Linked DNA regions of Homo sapiens: region 1 is linked to region 2. A link is a contact called in ENCODE Hi-C or POLR2A ChIA-PET data. All regions are on one chromosome and are shown on one strand. Each heading gives the region's core, a stretch centred on a gene start or an enhancer-like site at or near the end of the contact. The rest is flanking DNA. Distances are from core to core; before and after follow the strand shown. Region 1 holds the start of EVC2 (EvC ciliary complex subunit 2). Region 2 overlaps EVC2 (EvC ciliary complex subunit 2).

Evidence for each region. Hi-C counts contacts between places; a loop is a spot of excess contacts on that map. ChIA-PET counts read pairs that join two places held with the same protein, here RNA polymerase II (POLR2A). Pooled maps may share reads with other maps.
Region 1: a loop to region 2 is called in a map of mammary epithelial cell, with 5 times the contacts of the local background. The contact joins the promoter of EVC2 here to the enhancer-like site in region 2. A Hi-C loop is called at or near these places in 1 of 168 maps with a recorded cell type or tissue (mammary epithelial cell), 1 of 37 single-sample maps with no recorded cell type and 1 of 50 pooled maps. POLR2A ChIA-PET finds 5 or more read pairs at or near these places in 1 of 52 experiments (PC-3).

What each region holds. Positions count from the first base shown.
Region 1 is chr4:5,706,042-5,710,976 of GRCh38, forward strand. It overlaps EVC2 (EvC ciliary complex subunit 2), which reads right to left and starts at 2,518. Exons shown (of 22, transcript NM_147127.5): 1 at 2,245-2,518. The coding sequence starts at 2,472. RefSeq lists silencers at 2,138-2,517, 2,558-2,607 and an enhancer at 2,458-3,077.
Region 2 is chr4:5,633,040-5,637,437 of GRCh38, forward strand. The region is part of intron 10 of EVC2 (EvC ciliary complex subunit 2); the gene reads right to left. Among named protein-coding and RNA genes, the nearest start is that of EVC2, 73 kb to the right of the region's middle. Within about 2 kb of position 2,897, at least 3 of the 41 ENCODE cell types and tissues checked have a DNase peak (open chromatin) inside an H3K27ac peak, as active enhancers do; they include PC-3 and mammary epithelial cell, where a contact is called at or near this core.

The DNA.
Region 1 (4,935 bases), core at 1,268-3,767, 73 kb after region 2:
GCCAAGCTCCTCCTACATGCGGGCCACACCCATGACGATTCCTCCACTTGGGATGTTCTCTCCTGACTCCTTCCCTGGCTAAACCTGCCCATCCTTCAAGTCTTGACTGACCTTCCAGACTAAATGACCTCCTTCCTCCACCCTCTCTCACGGCTCCCCATCCTCCTCCTCACAGCAATCACTGTGTGCAATTAGGCATTGGTCTCCCAGCCCCCTGCACACAGCATGGGACTTAGCAAAGGTGCAATAAATATAGATAGATACATAGATAGATAGATACATAGATAGATAGATAGATACATAGATAGATAGACACATAGATAGATACATAGATAGATACATAGATAGATACATAGATAGATAGATAGATACATAGATAGATAGATACATAGATAGATAGATAGATACATACATACATACATACATACATACATAGATAATATTGAATGAATGGATGGATAGATGGTATCAAGTAATTACATGAAGGCATCATATAATTACAATAGGAAGAACTAACCTGTGCCTTCGGGAACTGTGCTCTGGGAACAGCCCTTACACCATTGCTCAGAAGAGGAAGCAGAGACCCTGAGGGCTGTGACTTGTCCCAGGCCCCACAAGAGGGAGTGGCCAAGGCAGGGACACACATGGCCAGAGCTCTTTCCTGTACAGTGTGCAGAAGGGCTATGCAAGACAGGCCCAGAGAGACGGAAGAAGGCTGGTCCCATCAACAGCTGGGATGGGCGTGGGCAGGGCCAGGGCCCAGGGGACGTGCTCAAGATGCCAAGGGCACCTGAATACAGGTGCTCATTCCCAGATTCCTGCAAAGGCAGGGGTTGCCCTTGAGGGTGAGGTACTCTACACCCACCATGGTCCTAGATGGCTTCAGGCCCTTCCCAGTAGGCACCGTCCCTCCCTTCTGGCAGGGACCACCCTCAACACCACTGTGGCTGACAGAGGCCAATGTGCACCAGGATTTCTGACACTGGCTTCCCAGAAGGAAGAGCTTGTGCAAAGCAGGTGAGGCCAGGCACGCAGGCTCTGAACTCGGGGGCCAGAGAGAGAGTACAGGACAGGCCTGGGGACGCGGCTCCCTGAGCCTTGGTTTTGTCACCTGCAAAACGGGCCAGATACTCCCATCTCACAGGGCAGATGCAAGTGAAAGGACCCAGGGAACATGTTCTGTCATTGGACTTTTGAAAGCTCAGGACACTGACATGGCGTTTTTCCAGTGAAAACCTAAAGACAGAAAGGGAGCAGGGTCTCTTTTAAGAGACTAAACCTCTGCCAGTGTCGCAAGTGTCCTGGGGTAGAGAACACAGCAGGACACGACCCACCACCCTAGGAGAGAGGTGGGAGGACCTCAGGGCAGCATCAATGGGCCAGACCATTGGCCAGGGCAGTCCTGGGAATAGGAGCCTGGGTGTGCTGTCAGGGGCAATAAGGTGGAGAGAAGAGTGCCAGCATGGGACAGGAGTGGCAGAATGTCTACCAGGACAGACCACCCCAGAGGTCTGGGGGAAAATGGATGGGAGACGTGGGAAAACCATCACCAAGGGCTGGAAGTGAAGTGGTGGGACCTGAAGCCAGGGAGTGGCAGTGGGGAGTGAGGAGGGGCAGACATCCGAGCTGATTTGGAGGAAAAGGCACTAGGACTGGTGACCAGCTTTGTCGGGGGAGGTCAAGTCTAGGGCTACAGCCAGGGATCCATGCCTTTCGAGTTTAGGACCACAGAGGGAGGGCCAGGGTGAAGTAGGAAGTGGCTAAATCCATCAGCCAGGAGAGTTCAGTCACCTAAGAGTCCAGCCAAGAGCCCCCACTTTTAAAAACCGCTGCAATTTCCCAGTGCTGGCCTCTGCAAGGGGCTCTGCATATGTGAGCTCATCTAACCCACTTCCACCCTCTGGGGTGGACGCCGCGACGGCCCCGTTTCAACGATCAGGAAACTGGGGCACAGGAGTGAACTGCCCTAGGTCGAAGCTCGTAAAATGGAGAGCAGGATTCGAACCAGGGTCGCTGGTGAAGTCCAAGCCGGCAGCTGCCACACCCCGAGGAAGGTCTCCAGTTTCCCTCGAAGCTTTCTGGCCGTGAGCGGGATACACCTAAGGGCCGCGAAGCACCCTATTCAGATCCTGCCCTCCCTTCCTCATTCTTTGCGAAATACTAAGGGTCCTCCCTGCCACCGCCGGTGTAGACAAAGTCAAACCACTACAGTCAGACCGGAGCCTGGGGTCGGGCCCTCCTTACCTGCGTGCTGCTCTCGGGCCCCGCCCCGCTCCGCCCCGGAGGGATCCTCAGGCCGGGCCCAGACCTAGGAGCCACCTGGGGATCCCGGGGTGGCTGCGCGCCGAGGGGGCGCCAGCGGGGACGTGAGCTGGCGCCGAGACAGCCTCGGCCCCCCAGCGCCAGGGCCACTGCCAGGAGACCCCCGGCCAGCACCCACGTGGGGCGCCCCCGGGAGCCCGAGGGGTCCATCGCCTGTCGGGACCCGCTACCTCAAAGCGGCGGGTGCCGCCGAGTCGCTGGAGCTTCCGGACCCCAGGCCCGCCCCGCCGCCGAGCATGCTCAGTGCGAGCCGCCGCCGAAAGTTTTCTGGAACAAACACCCGCATCTGGGGCTTGGCGGGCCAGGAGGTGCCGGACGGGCGTGGGAGGGGGAGAGCGAGTTGGCGCGGCCCAGGCGCCCGGCGGCCAGGCCTGGGTTTGCTTGCGCCCAAACCGAATCAGAGCGGGTCACTCCCCTGCTCCCCGAGGTTACCAGGACCCCAAGGGCCCCTCCGCTACCGCCTACCTGGGTCTGTAAGCCTCAGCTCAGACGCACTTCCCCTGGGAACGGTTTCCTGACACACGGATGTGAATCCAGAGTTTCCCCATCCCCGCTTAGAAAACGGAGAAGCATTTGGAGCGCGGGGCCGGGAGTCCTGGAGCACCCAGAAGGTTCAGGAAAGCTCGGGGAGGAGGGGGTGGCCGCAGAGAAGGAAAAGGACCCTCACTTCCGGTTGCGTTCAGTGCAGACCAGCTGAGCACCCACTGCCCGAGCCTGCTGTGGGTCAGCCCTGGGCCGGCCCGGGTGCCCCTCGCATTCCCAGTGGGAAACAGGCCAGCCGCTGGGCCACCTCTCTGGGGACCTAGAAAGAGGGGAGCTGGTGTCTGAAGTCGCAGCCCTAAGCAAGCTCTCCCTGAACTCTCCGAGGGGACAGGGATTTGCTTTGCCAAGGGACGCAGGAGGAGGAGGAGGAGAAAGACACAAAAAGGGGGACTGGTGGAGCCTTTTGTGTGCTTCCTCATCCCTGCCTAGGTCCTGGGTGACAGCTGACACCTGTTGACGGGGGAGGGCTCCACTCCCGCCAGCCTTCCTGCGGGGCAGGCTGTTAGGCTGTCTATAAAGTCTCAGGCCAGCGAGCCTGGCCCCTGGCAGCCTCTCTCCCCATAACCCAGACCATCCAAGGACAGGCCTTTCCTGACCTAACATGGACAAGGCCATGGGGTTCGAGAAGCTGAGAATTTATAAGCCAAGTTCCCCACACCAGGGGGTACGTGGCAGCTGTCAGGCATGTGACAAGACCACAGGCTAAATGCCAAGCATGTTGCTGGACCGTTGGAGTTGTTTGACAGTCAGTCATTTAAAGGTTAATTTAATAGTCAACAACTTTATGATAAAGTAAAAAGCAAATAACCCTACATTTAAAAAATCTCCTTAGTATTTTTTATGGAGTCAGGGTCTCACTATGTTGCCAAGACTGGTCTTAAACTCCTGGGCTCAGACAATCCTCCACTTGAGCCTCCCAAAGTGCTGGGATTACAGGCGTGAGCAACCACACCTGGCCCAAACACCACATTTTAAAAACTAAAGCCTAAGCATTCATGGAAATGTAAAACAAGAGCGTCAAGTTATTGCCCCCATACATGTCCCCAGGAACCTTGGAGATGCTTCTAAGGTAATATATAAGAAGCTCCACATAGCAGAGAGTTTGCCCTGAAGCCAGACACAGGTGTAAATGAGACAAGAATTCTGCCCCACTCCTTAATTGCAAATGAGTCACCTCTCCTCTCCAGCTGTCAGTTTCTTCATTTATTAAAAAAAGATGAAGAATTTGGATAACAGTTCCCATCTTGCCATGAGGAAATGATGAAACAAACTAGAAACAAGCTGGACATCTAGGCTGAAAGGACAAAGCCCTCCTCTGCTGAAGCAGATCCCCATGGTGTCCCCTAGCCCGGCCCACACAGGGAATTAAGCTCCACAGGGTAGGTGTGTGTGTGTGTGTGCCCCTGAGTGCAAGTGTGCAGTCGTGCATGTGCATGTGTGCTTTACCCAGGCACCCAGGACAAAAGCAAACATCTAGTAGCTACCCCATAAATGTTTGTTTAAAGCAAACACAGTGATGAACTCCTTTAATTTTTTATCACTCTAAACAACTGTGAGATACTCACTAGCCTGGACACTGCCTGGTTTGTGGCTGGCCTATCCCCCAGCCTGCAACACACACACAACAGATTCTCTCCAAGTGCTGAGTAAATGAAGGATGGTGCAGTGTCCTGGTCCTAGTGGGGAGCGGGTGTAAGGGTCTCTTTATCCATTGTCTCAGTGGGGAGTGGGTGTAAGGGTCTCTCTACCCTTGGTCCTAGTGGGGACTAGGTGTAAGGGTCTCTCTACCCATCGTCTCAGTGGGGTCTGGGTGTAAGGATCCCTTTACCCATCCTCCTAGTGGAGACTGAGTGTAACGGTGTCTCCACCCATTGTCTCGACCTTCCCTGGGACAAAATAAGATTAAAACAGGAGTCTTCGCGTGAGCAAGTTCAGAGGCGTGGAGGGCGGTGTGTTCCCGGGAAGGTTGATGGGTAGAGGTTAGGGGCAAGGGCAGGGGGTTGGAATTGCATTGATCCCAGCGTCTTCATCAGGAGGATGGGCGGAGCACCCACCGCAGAGGGTTATTGA
Region 2 (4,398 bases), core at 1,647-4,146:
TCAAAAGGAAGACTCTCCTGGGTGGGCCTGACTCCTTAAAAGAAGCATTGGAGCCTTCCTAAAGAGAGAGACCCTCTCCTGCTGGCTTTGAAGAACCAAACAGCCAGGCTGTAAACTGTCTCCGCAGAAGGGAAACTTCTAGGAGCTGAGGGCCTCAGTCTTGTACCCACAAAGAAGTGAGTTCTGCAAACAGCTTGAATGAGCTTGGACCAGGACCCCAAGCTCCAGAGGAGAATGCAGCTCAGCCAAGACCCTGATTGCCAGCCTGCAACATCCTGAGCATAGGTCACAGTGAAGCTGTGCCCAGACTCCTGACCATGGACACTGAGACAATGTCACTAATGTGTGTGGTTGCTTAGGCAGGAATAGAAAACTGACACCCTCCGTTTTATAAGAGAAGAAACACAAGCTTAGAGAAGGTAAGAGCTTTCCCAAATTCTCACCCATGCTCAGCTAGGGGAGGAAGCGTGTTGAAAGCAAGTGTTCAGGCTCCAAGCTCTGAAACCACTCAAGGCAGTGACAGTGGAGCTTGTTGGTGAAGCGAAGGCAGGGAAAGGCTTACGCGTGCAGGATGCGTGGGTACAGCCATCCCAAATGGCCAATAAAGGCCTGGCCTTGGGAAGCAGGCAGGTGTGGCATCATGCCATGGCTGGGCTGAGTAGAAGCCCGAGGAAGGCAGAAGGGGCTCCGGTGCACAGGGCAAAGGCCAGAGCTCCTTCAGGCTAAACAAGGTTGGAATGCTCTATCACCCACCAGAATTCTCTGGTTTCAGTAAATAGCATCACTTGCTCCCCAATTTCCCAAGTCACAGACCTGCTCACCTCCACTTCCAATAACTCACAGAAGCTCTCAAAGGTGACATGCTGATCTCTAGCTTTCTCCGTCTCTCCAGTCCCTTTTACTTATTGTTTGATTTGTTCAGAATCTGGGCCAGAAAGACAAGCATTATTTAGAGCCTTCTAAAGAGGTCCAAGGGCCAACACATGGCATCCCCTGCCTTGCAGGTGCTCACAGCAAAGCCTAGTGGATGACAGCAGGGGCCATGAGGCTACAAGTCAAAGGCTTTTATGTGCATCCTCTTGGCAACTCTGTCAGGACCCTTGCCCATACTAATAGCTTGCCTTGCCCACCAAATAACAATTCAGTCTTTTTAAAAAGCTGATTTTATAACAAAGGATTAGATTCGACATAATGAGTCACTCTATTACAGAGAAATGGTATTCACAGCTGACTTGATCTAAATCAAAGGATGCAATTCACCAACAACCAGGAGGGTGTCAGGACCCTGAGTCTGGGCACCGCAGGGGCATTCCGCTACGAATGACTAGCTGGTGCCCAGTTATGTCGGTTCATCCATCAAAGCGACCTTCTTTTTTTGACAGTATAGAATTTGACAAGTCCCAAACTTCAATTTATTTTAATTAATAGAAATGAAATACGGGGTAATTTCCATTTAGCTTCTCACAGGCAAGATAAAAAGCAGACACACACACAAATCCTAAAATAAAATATTTGGGCCTTTTTTAGAATCATATCTCTGCCGAAGAATAAAGTATGAGGCAATGATGTATTTGTGCCATAGTGAAACACTCTCTAAAATACATGTGGACAGGACTCCCATGCCCACTTCAAAAGGGAGTTCAGAGCCTTGCAGATGTGAGTTCCACCCCTGACCTAGTTCAACCTCCTATGGCAGAGATGAGAAAACTAAGCCCTAAAGCAGGGGAGGCACACCCCTGGGCCTGCCAAACAGGGGAGGTCATGTTTCCAAATGAGTGAGGCTGCCTGGTGTGACAGGCACTAGGAACTACTGGGGAATGGGGCAAAGTGCAAAGAGCACGCCCTGCCTGTAGGGGCAGCCTCCACCCCGTCCACCAAAGGGCTCTGCAGGAATACGGACTCAACACAGCTCAGTCTTCCCATCCTTTAGCTGGAAATCTGGGTTTTCTTAAATAAAAGTTTATATTTTAAATACTGTCAACAAATGTGCTTTTTTTTTTTTTTTTTTTTTTTTTGAGACAGAGTCTCACTCTTTCGCCCAGGCTGGAGTGAAGTGCTGCTATCTTGGTTCACTGCAAACTCCGCCCTCTGGGTTCAAGTGATTCTCCTGGCTCAGCCTCCCAAGCGGCTGGGATTACAGGTGTCCACCACCATGCCCAGCTAATTTTTGTATTTTTAGTAGAGGCGGGATTTCACCATGTTGGCCAGGCTGGTCTCAAACACCTGACCTCAGGTGATCCACCTGTCTCGGCATCCCAAAGTGTTGGGATTACCACACCTGGCCACAAATGTGCATTATAAAGGAATGTGAAAGTAATGATTACTCACCCCCAACCCACTATTGAACTTCTCAATGAAAAAGACTTCAGGGAGATAAGGCACATGCATCCTATGGCTTCCAACACCTAGAAAAGCAAGTGTCCCCTGGAGGGAGTGTCCCATGGAGGGAGTAGGGGGCATAAACCTTAAGGGAGGATACAGAAGTTCCAGTGTGAGAAGCACAGGCCTGCATCAGGCTGGCTGCAGCAGCTGCTGTGCATGTTGACTCTACAGCATCACAAAGTGAAATCACGCTCGAAAGTGACGACTGTGCTGTCATACTCCCCATACTCAGAAAGACAGGCAAATTGTGAAAATGTTTTATAAAAACAAATCCATCAGAAACGGTGAAAATGTCAGAATTCTTGTGCTGAGGACAAAGACTCACACAGGGGTTAGAAAGCCTCAGGCAGCCCAGGGCAAGACATCTGCTGGGCCTCCTCTTTCAGTGGCAGAAAAGCAGCGGGGAGAGCCTGGGTATAGAAGACGAACCCCAGAGGAAGGACCCAGCTCTGAACTGGATGCAGGAAGCTGGATTGCCAGTCACTTCCCCTCCGGGCTTCGGTTTGCCCACCTTCAAGTAGAAAGAGTTCACATTCTGTGTTCTACACCACAGGCATCTTTAAAAATTACATTCAGTTATGAATCATAATAAACCCTTGTCCAAGGTTGACTCAGCGCCGAGCAATGGCTGAAGTACTATACGAGAATTAACTTACTTATACTCACAACAGCCCTCTAAGACCTCAGGCATCATGATTATCCCTGTCTTAAGGATGGGGAAAGGAGACCCAGGGTGACTGGGTAACGTGCCTACTGGAGGAAAAGAGGGAGGAAATAAACCCCAGCAACCTGCCTTCTGTGCCTATATCCCCCAATACTCTCCCCAAGGTTTCTCAATGGAGAAATGCTTTGAGAACTATAAGGCATTATATACGCATTTAAATATTATAGTATGAACAAATTTCAGCTCTACATTAATTACAGTCAGCTCTCTGTATCTGTGGGTTCTGCATCCATAAATATAACCACCTGCAGGTCAAAAATTTCTGTGTGTATTGAACACATACAGACTATTTTTTTCTTGTTGTTATTCCCTAAACAACATTCCCTAAACTATTTTTTATGCATTTATACAAACTATTTATAACTACATAACATTTACATTGTATTAGGTATTACAAGTAACAGAGGTGATTTAAAGTATACAGGAGCATTTGTGTAGGTTATGTGCAAATACGACACCATTTTATAACAGAGACTTGAGAATTTGTGGATTTTGGTATCCATGGGGGTGGGATGGTGGGGAGGGTCCTGGAACCAATGCTTCCTGGGTATCAAGGGAGGGATGACTGTACTGTACTAAACTTTACTCAGGAAAGCTGATACTGCTCCTTTTGCTTTTCTTTTTTAAAACTAATTCTTGGTGGAATAATACATCCAAAATATTTTTATGTATTTTATTTAAAGATGACTATAACACATGATGGATAATTATAAAGCAGTCTGTGGTTTTGTGAGATGGAATCACTTGCATGGACTGGAAGGAAACTAGTTCTATTAAATGCTGCAGCTCAGATACTATTTCTGGAAACAGATTGGTTCAAATAAGGCGGCTGCTTGTCTTTGAACAGAGTGACCTAGGACATCCGGAGTGATGGTGCCTGCCCAATACACGCTGGCTTGCAAGGTGGTGTGGGTGGGAGAGACAGGCTGCAGAAAAGCCCTGGAGAGAGCAGGGTCAGGAAGCCCTGAGGAGGAGAGGGACTGCGTGACAGATGGGAGTAGGGCACCGACCCAGCATCCTATCCTCATGCTCTCCGCATAAAAAAGCATTGCCCCAGGCAGTCTTTTGATAGCAAAGCCACTAGAAACATTCTAGGTGCCCCACAGGACGGGTTCACATGGGGCGCACAGCAGGGGGACGTAACCTCCACTGCAGGAGGGGGCAGTGTGCGCAGTGGTTGGGGGCATGCTGCTGGACATGAGGCTGACTGTCCTCGGGCAGGTGAACCTTCCCCAGCTCAGTTTCCTCACCTGTCAAAGTGAGATCCTCTCAGTCCCTACCTCACTGAGTTG